Linked DNA regions of Homo sapiens: region 2 is linked to region 1. A link is an interaction called in ENCODE POLR2A ChIA-PET data of the cell type or tissue named here. Cell type or tissue: A673. All regions are shown on one strand. Each heading gives the region's core, and the rest is flanking DNA. Links, peaks and the distances in the headings are about the cores only.

Evidence for each region. ChIA-PET counts read pairs that join two places held together with the same protein. Peaks named below come from ENCODE experiments on the same cell type or tissue, not always from the same donor. Only the 100,000 strongest peaks of a DNase experiment are listed, where the experiment ranks them.
Region 2: POLR2A ChIA-PET joins it to region 1 with 5 read pairs; 2 of 35 experiments call an interaction of 5 or more read pairs at or near these places.

Annotation. Positions count from the first base shown.
Region 1 is chr7:45,041,094-45,045,480 of GRCh38, forward strand. The region is part of intron 2 of CCM2 (CCM2 scaffold protein); the gene reads left to right. Among named protein-coding and RNA genes, the nearest start is that of CCM2, 43 kb to the left of the region's middle. In A673, for the core only: no CTCF peak of the experiment used is centred there; no DNase peak of the experiment used is centred there.
Region 2 is chr7:44,759,340-44,763,726 of GRCh38, forward strand. ZMIZ2 (zinc finger MIZ-type containing 2) reads left to right here. Exons shown (of 19, transcript NM_031449.4): 7 at 1-121; 8 at 812-889; 9 at 1,086-1,254; 10 at 2,110-2,254; 11 at 2,356-2,566; 12 at 3,542-3,647; 13 at 3,917-4,074. Among named protein-coding and RNA genes, the nearest start is that of ZMIZ2, 13 kb to the left of the region's middle. In A673, for the core only: no CTCF peak of the experiment used is centred there; a DNase peak (open chromatin) is centred at 2,622.

The DNA.
Region 1 (4,387 bases), core at 192-4,191:
AGGAAAGTGAAGTCCCAGGAAATTAATCTAAGAAACAGGCCACAGAAGCTCTGGGATAAGTAAGTATAGACTATATGTTTGGGTAGAATAATGTATTGAGAAGTTGCTGAAGAAATAGAATAGTACATAGAAACAAAGCAAATAGAGGTGTGGAGGAATTGATAATAAATCATTAAAAATGAAAACTTAAATGTTGGAAACTCCTGTTTCTGGGAAGATGAAGTAGACATTCTTTTCCCTGTTCTTCTAGTTAAGTGCATCTAAAATCTAAAATCCTTGGACACTATATGCAATAACGTAAGAACACTCTGAAAGGTAAAGAGAACGCAGACCACCCAGGACCCAGAAAATGACCCAGTAGTGATTTCTTCAGGTTGTCTTTTTGCCTCATGTAGCCCAGACTATGAGCCGAAGAAACTGGCAGCCCAGAAACACCAACAGGTACAGACAGAACCCCCTGCCAAAGCCAGCTCCTTCTGACCAAAGGACCAGGAAAGGGGCAGCCTAGCACAAAACAGAGAATATTTAGACAACTGCTCAGTGCAAACCAAACATGATAGAAAGGACTGTGGTCCTACCTCTGTGCCTGCTACCAGAGGCTAAGTGAGGGCCACTTACTCCTCCAGAGAAAGTTGAATAGGGACCATGGACTTTTATCCCTGTTGGGCAGTAACAAACCCCTAAGGAACCTTGTGTGGTTCTGGAGTGTTAGTGGAGACCACATTGGGTGGGGCAGTAATGAGGCCCTCCTATTCCTTCCAACCAGGGAAGAATCAGTGGAAGCCACATGGGGAACCAGAACTCTTATCATACCCAGCAGTAACGAGGAAGGAGCCCTCCACGCAGGAGGCCAAGTAGGGAATCTGACCTTTGACCCCTACTTGGTGGTAAAGGTGGTGTTGTCGAGCGCCGTGGCCCATGCCTGTAATCCCAGTACTTTGGGAGACTGAGGCGGACGGATCACGAGGTCAGGAGTTCAAGACCAGCCTGACCAACATGGTGAAACCCCATCTCTACTAGAAATACAAAAATTAGCCAGTTGTGGTGGCACACGCCTGTAATCTCAGGAGGCTGAGGCAGGAGTATTGCTTGACTCCGGAAGATGGAGATTGCAGTGAGCTGAGATCTCACCACTGCACTCCAGCCTGGGTAACAGAGCGAGATTCCATCTCAAAAAAAAAAGGTGCCGTTCCCTTCCCTTCTGAGGGCCTAGGTTAAATTTTCTAGCATTTGTATTGTTGAAGTCCTGAAAAGAGAGGAGAAAGAGGGAAGGGCTGAAAAACTTTTCAAAGATCTTATGGGTTGAAACGTTTGGCAAAGGACAAACTTAAAAGATTCAGAAAGCTGAGCAAACGCCAAACAAGATAAATCCACTACTAAAGCCCATCATAGTAGAATTTCTGAAAAGTAAAGACAACAACAACAAAAAATCTTGAAAGTGGCAAGAAAGAAACACTTTACTCATAGGGGAAAACAGAAAGCAGATTTCTTGTTACACATAATGAGGACCAGTGGCACAACATTCTTCAAGTTCTGAGAGACCCTGAGAATCAAAAGGATAATGAGAGAACACAAGCAACTCCACACACAGTGGGCCAAAAAATAGACCAATTCCTTGAAAAGCACAAACTCCTCCCACAGTCATCCAATATGAAATAGATCATTTGAATACCCCTATAATTATTAAAGAAATTCAGTATCTAATTTGAAAACTCCCATTAAAAAAAGTCTTTAGGCCCAAATGGTTTCACTGGAGAATTCTATCAAACATTTAAAGAATTAATGTCAATTCTACATACTCTTCCAGAAAAACAGAAAGGGAGGGAACTCTTCTGTTCTCTCTTCTCTTCTCTGCTTTCTCTTCTCTTCTTCTTCTTTTTTTTTTTTTTTTTTCCTTGAGATAGGGTCTGTCTCTGTTGCCCATGTTAGAGTGCAGTGGCATGATCATGGTTCACTGCAGCCTCGACCTTCCAAGCTCAAGCAGCCCTCCCACCTTAGCCTCCTGAGTAGCTGAGACTACAGGTGCCTGCCACCATGCCCAGCTAATTTTTTATTTTGTAGAGATGAGGTCTCACTGTGTTGACCAGGCTGTCTTGAACTCCTAGACTCAAGCAGTCCTCCCACCTCAGCCTCCCAAAGTCCTGGAATTATAGGCATGAACCACTGCACTTGGAATATTTTCTGACTCATTTTGTAAGGGCAGTATTGCCCTGATACCAAACCAGACAAAAAACAGTGCAAAATTAAAAGAAATAACAGACACCAATACAAACATAAAATTCCTCAGGAAACTATTAGGTAACATATTCAGCAATATAGAAAAAATTATACCTACTGTGGCTGTGAGAATAAACAACAAAAAAATTATACACCGTGAACAAGTGGAGTTTGTTCTGAGGATGCAAGGCTGGTTTGATACTTGAAAATGTAATCCATTGGCAGGAGAATCACTTGAACCCAAGGAGGCGGAGGTTGCAGTGAGCTGGGATTGTGCCACTGCACTCCAGCCTGGGTGATGGGGTGAGACTCCATCCCAAAAAAAAAAAAAATTGTGGAGAAATTTTAATTAACATTTCTTCAAATATTTAACTTTATTTTTTTCTTTCCTTCTAGGGCTCCCATTAATCACATATTGATATTTATTTTATTTTTCATGCCCTTTCATTTTTCTCTCATTTTTCCTATTCTTTACTCTTCCCAATGCCTTCTGGGAATGTTTCAAACCACTCTCCGTCTTATGAATTCATTCCTCAACTGTATTCATTCAACCCTGAATTAAATTGTTTGTTTCTACTATATCTGATTGGTCCTTTTTTATAACTCCTTGTCCCTATTTGTTTCCAGTGCCCTCCTACATGCCCTTGAGAATATTTATTAGGATTATTGTAAATTCTTGTTTTCTCTGGCTTATCAGTTCTTCTCCCTCCAGAATTAGTTGTTTAGTTTGTGATCTTGCCTTTCCAGTGCTTGAGGTCTGTGTTCCACAGATCTGTCTTTATTTTTTCCATTCCCTCCAGAATATCAGCTATAGTTTTTTTGTTTTGTTTTGTTTCGTTTTGGGATGGAGTCTCGCTCTGTCGCCCAGGCTGGAGTGCAGTGGTGCAGGCTCCGCTCACTGCAAGCTCCGCCTCCCGGGTTCACGCTGTTCTCCTGCTTCAGCCTCCCGAGTGGCTGGGACTGCAGAAGCCTGCCACCACGCCCAGCTAATCTTTTTTTGTATTTTTAGTAGAGATGGGGTTTCACCGTGTTGGTCAGGATGGTCTCGATCTCCTGACCTTGTGATCCTCCCGCCTCGGCCTCCAAAGGTGCTGGGATTACAGGTGTAAGCCACCACGTCTGGCCCAGCTGTAGTTTTTATATTACGTTCTGAGTTCCATCTATAGCCCACTTGCTTCTGAGGCATCTCCAGGATGAGATTCAAAGGAGGGAAACCCCAATTGCTGTAAGTTCCCCATCTTGACTCTTGACTTCCTTACAGCATAAACTACACTTCTGGTCCTCAAGATTTAGCCCAATTTGACTGGGCTGTCTTTTTATGTTCAGTAGAATTAGACTATATCACAGAACCACCAAACATTTTTTACTAGTTTATGGAGAGAATTACCATTTTCTAGAGGTAGGGAAGAGACATTAGTGACCTCATATGGCAAATTACTATGGAGAATATAATTATTTCCAAATTTTCCTAGAACCATAATACTTTGTGATTGTTACAGTGATTCTTATTTTCCTTCCTTCCTTCCTTAGACCTCTTAAGTATACCCTATAATATGATTTTTAATTCAAAAGTTATTAAAATTTTGTTTTGAAGATTTCATAACTAAACTCTAACCGATCCCCAAGATGACTAGAAAAGCCTCTTGGTTTTACAAAACTAGTTTGGATAGTGCTGTTCTGAAGGTATAATAGAAATTGGTGAAATTATTTGTGGCCTGTCTTTGTGTTCTTGCTGTATCAATATTTGTATCTTATCAGATACCTTTACATATGTCTAGCCTTTTCTTTCTATCTGACATTAACTTATTCAACAAATATATGTTGAACACTTGCTCCACTATCGTTATAGCTGCTAGGTGCAGCTAGAAGTGACAGCTGATAGAGCAATTTCTTTAGAGTAGTTTGTGCAGTTTCAGTTGAAAAATCAGCGCCTGGTTTCCATTCAGGCCCTGCTATTGTGCATGGGAACTTGAATCACCTTGGAACTTTTGTATTGATTTCCATAAATGGGAAGTTAGATGAATTGCTTAATAATACCATATGTTTGCAGAAATAAAAGAAAAATCACCGCTTAAAAAAATGTAATCCATCATATTAACAAGCTAAAGAAGAAAAATCACATAATTATATCAATCAGTGGCAGAAAGTTTATTTGACAAAATTCAGCACC
Region 2 (4,387 bases), core at 193-4,192, 280 kb before region 1:
TGCGCCCAGCCCTGGGCAGCCCCCTGCCCCCTCCCCTTCCTACCCTGGGCACAGGCTGCCCCTGCAGCAGGGCATGACCCAGTCCCTGTCCGTGCCTGGCCCCACGGGACTGCATTATAAGGTAGGGCAGGCTCCTCCAGGCCCTGTGCCGGGCTCCGTGCTGAGTGCTGTGGGACAGGGGACCTTGGGGCAGTCCTGTCCTCGAGAGCGACAGGGTGGCTAAAGGGGCCAGCAGGATGTGTAGGTCCATGTGTGCTCATGGACCACAGCTCTACAGGAGATGGGGGGTGGGGGGTGGGGGCATTCTGACCAGTGCAGGAGCAGCTCCTGGGGTTTGGGATCCAGTTCCGAAAGGACCCTCTACAAGATTCATATATCTCAGGGGTATCCTGTGCAGGGAGCAGCAGGTGGGTACCCAAAACATTTGAATGTTCTTTATGGAAAAGTGTCATTCCTTCTACTTGCTGCAGAGAAATCCATTGAGAGGACAGGCCCTCGCTGCTGGCCATGTACCCTTTCTGGGTGCATGGGCAGAGCCTACCTCCCTGGGAGCCTGGGTGCGCCGGGTGGTGCAGCTTGGGGGAGGAGAGGAGGAGGGCTTAGCGTGCTTTTGTCTTTTCAGCCCCTCCAACCTGTTTGATCATTTTCCTCTGTGGCTATGATTGCTTTAAGTAGTGTTACTTGTAGATTATTTGGAAAATACAAGAGAGTGTAAAGAAGACCGTGTATGGTGGGCTTCTAGGGTCAGGTCCAGGGGGCCCGGCAGGGGTCAGGTTGGAGCCCCAGGTGCATGCAGTTTTCTCTCCCGCAGCCCACAGAGCAGTTCAACGGGCAGGGCGCCAGCTTCAACGGGGGCAGCGTCAGCTACAGCCAACCTGGCCTGAGTGGGGTAGGGGGCCTGGCCGGGAGGATGGGCCGGGAGGCTCACAGGGTGGGCATATGGAGAGAGGGCGACCGGGCAGGCACCCCTGGGGCCGCCTCCTGTCCACCTCTGTTATCATGGTTCCCAGTGGGTGCGCCGTGAACAGACTCCACTCCCATCCACCCTGGCAATCTGCCTTGACTGTTTGTGCTCAACCCTACAGCCTACCCGTTCCATCCCGGGCTATCCCAGTTCCCCACTGCCAGGGAACCCCACGCCACCCATGACCCCAAGCAGCAGCGTCCCTTACATGTCACCAAACCAAGAGGTCAAGTCTCCCTTCTTGCCTGATCTCAAGCCCAACCTCAACTCCTTGCACTCATCGCCCTCTGGTAAGTCTGTCCACTCTTGGGACAGCGGGGTGACAAGGCCAGGGTGGGCATGGGGGAATCACAGGACTCCAGAGAGTCCTGTAGGAGCTTGGGGGACAGGGGATGGCTGCCATATCCCTAAGAAAAGGGCTGGGTGTGGTGGCTCACACTTGTAATCCCAGCACCTTCGGAGGCTGAGCACAAGAGTTCAAGGTTACCGTGAGTGTGATCTTGCCACTGCACTTCAACCTGGGTCCCAAAGCAAGACCCTGTCTTAAAAAAAAAAAAAAAAAAGGCCAAGGATTCCATCTTCTTAAAGACAAGTCGCTTAGTGCCAAGCCTTCACCTTTTTGTTCTGTTTGTGGCTTTCTTTGCAAAGGAGGCTGTGGCTCTTCTCTCCCCTGTGCACAAAATGTTGTATATAATTTCAGGGGATTTATGAACCCCGGAAGCCCATTCCAGGGAGACCACAGCAGCAGAAGTTGGGATCGTAGAACTCTAAACAGAGCTATAGGGCAATTGCAGGAGGCTCTCACACACCTTGGCCTCCCAGTCTCTCTGAAAGCACTGGAAACACCTTTTGTCTGGGCTGGGGACATGTTCCCCTATTATGGTTTAGGGGACACTGGGCTGGACTGCTGAGGCAGGAGGCAAGACAGAACATCACGACCGAATGCCCAGGCCTCAGGAGAGATGCTGCCCATGGCCCCAGCCCCAGGGCACCACTCAGGCCTGCCAAGCAGTGCCTGACAGGAGGGGCTCCCTTCACCAAGGTCCCTGCGGGGAAGGTGGCTGGGGAGCCGCTGCCCTCCTTGAGTGACACAAGACGCTCTGGCTGGGGCAACCCAGCTCACAGCCAGTGGCCTCTGCTCCCAGGAAGCGGGCCTTGTGACGAGTTGCGGCTGACCTTCCCTGTGCGCGATGGGGTGGTCCTGGAGCCCTTCCGCCTGCAGCACAACCTGGCTGTAAGCAACCATGTCTTCCAGCTGCGAGACTCAGTCTACAAGACCCTGATAATGAGGTGAGCTCCGCCTGGCCCCCACCTGACCCCCACGAGGCTCTGTTCCTCCTCCCACACTCTCAGGGCCCGTTTTCTGGGTGTCCACCCATCTTCCTGAGCAGGCCTGACCTGGAGCTGCAATTCAAGTGCTACCACCACGAGGACCGGCAGATGAACACCAACTGGCCAGCCTCGGTGCAGGTCAGCGTCAATGCCACGCCGCTCACCATCGAGCGTGGCGACAACAAGACCTCGCACAAGCCACTCTACCTGAAGCATGTGTGCCAGCCAGGCCGCAACACCATCCAGATCACCGTCACCGCCTGCTGCTGCGTGCGTGTCCTGCGCCGAGGGGGCGGTGCTGTGGCGTGGGGCGGGGTGTGGTGGGGCCTGGCCCAGCGGTGCCGTGGGGTGGGGCGGGGTGTGGGCGGGGCCTGGCCCAGCGGCGCAGTGGGAGCGGAGCCAGGACATGGGCGGGCCGGCCTGCAGCACCATCAGATCATGCCGCCGTCTGCTGTTTTGCTGTCCACCGCCTGCTGTAGCATGTGTGCCCCCTTGCAGGGTGGAGAGCAGGACGTGGGGGCTTTATTATTTCAGAAAAATGCGTTGCTTCTCTTTGTTACTGCCTTGTATTTCTATTTTAATCTGTCATCCTTGCCCTTTAAGAAAGCGATCCAGTAATATACCCTAGCTGTTTTCCAGTTAGAGTAAATTGACTAGATTTGATGCTCACATTAATTATGTAAGAGAAACCAGGATATGCAGAAAGCTCATGGAGCTCGGAGTCCCCGGCTGATCAAGCATTACCGGTTCTAGCAAGCATCAGGGTCACCCTTGGGCTAGAGAAGAAAGACATGGCTTATGAGTGCACTAGTCAGCCTGGGCATGAGGGCCTTGGGGACGGGTTGGCCACACACCACATTGTCTGGGATGTGGCAGATGTCAACACAGACCCAGCATCTGTGACTGTGGATGTGCGAGCAGGGGGAACGTTCAAGGGGACTTGAGGTGATTCTCTTCATGGAGAAGTGGTGACTAGGCAATGGTTAGACCGGCAGGATGCCCAGCACAGCTGTAGAGATGGATACAAGCGTGGGCAGGGCGCTGAGGCCAGGAAAGGCAGCTGGATGGGGCCAAGCCACTGAGGAGTTTTGTTGGCTGAATCCCCACCCCCAGCTCACCCTGCCCTCAGCCTTGTCCCTCCCCCACCTGGCAGCCCCTGACACACAACCCCCAGCACACCCTTTACCTGGCCAGGGTGGCCCCTGGCCCAAGTCCCCCTGATGACATCCTCCCGTTGTATTGCAGTCCCACCTCTTCGTGCTGCAGCTAGTGCACCGCCCATCCGTCCGCTCGGTGCTGCAGGGCCTCCTCAAAAAGCGCCTCCTGCCTGCTGAGCACTGCATCACCAAGAGTGAGTGGCTCCTGCCCCTCAGCTGCCAGGCAGCCATCCCCATTCTGTGTGGCCCAAGCCCAACAATCCTCCTTGTGGGCACCTCCTCGTGTCACACCAGGCCTTCTCCTTGGACAGGTGGCTCTGCAGTAGGGGCAGTGGTTAGTTCCAGGTGGCCCCTCAGAGCTGTCAGTGGGTCAGTGACTGGGTCCCTGCCTCGTTGGCATCCCCATTCACACCTCCCCATCTTGGGGACCCTTTACTCAAGTCCTTTACCTTGTTGATGTCAGTAAAGCGGAACTTCAGCAGCGGCACCATCCCTGGCACCCCTGGGCCCAACGGAGAGGACGGGGTGGAGCAGACAGCTATCAAGGTGTCCCTGAAGTGCCCCATCACCTTCCGCAGGATCCAGCTCCCTGCCCGAGGTCATGACTGTCGCCACATACAGGTAGGTGGTTACTGCAGAGTCTTGCCGGAATTTGCTGCTGCTAAAATATCTTGAGTCGATACATCAGTGTCATTCTCTGGACAGACGTGAACTCCGAGTGCCTTGGCTGTCAGGCTGACAGGACAGGCCTCCCACGCCAAGGAGGCAGGTGGGCCTGGCTCCCCCAAGACTAGGCTATTTTTTCTTCCAAATATAATTGTCATTTTACTAACTTTTTTACTGCCTGCTTCATTCATGGGTTCAAGTTTTGAAAGGCATAAGATTGCAGGGTCCAGTCTTCCTGCCCTACCCCCAAGGGTGACCATCGTTAGCA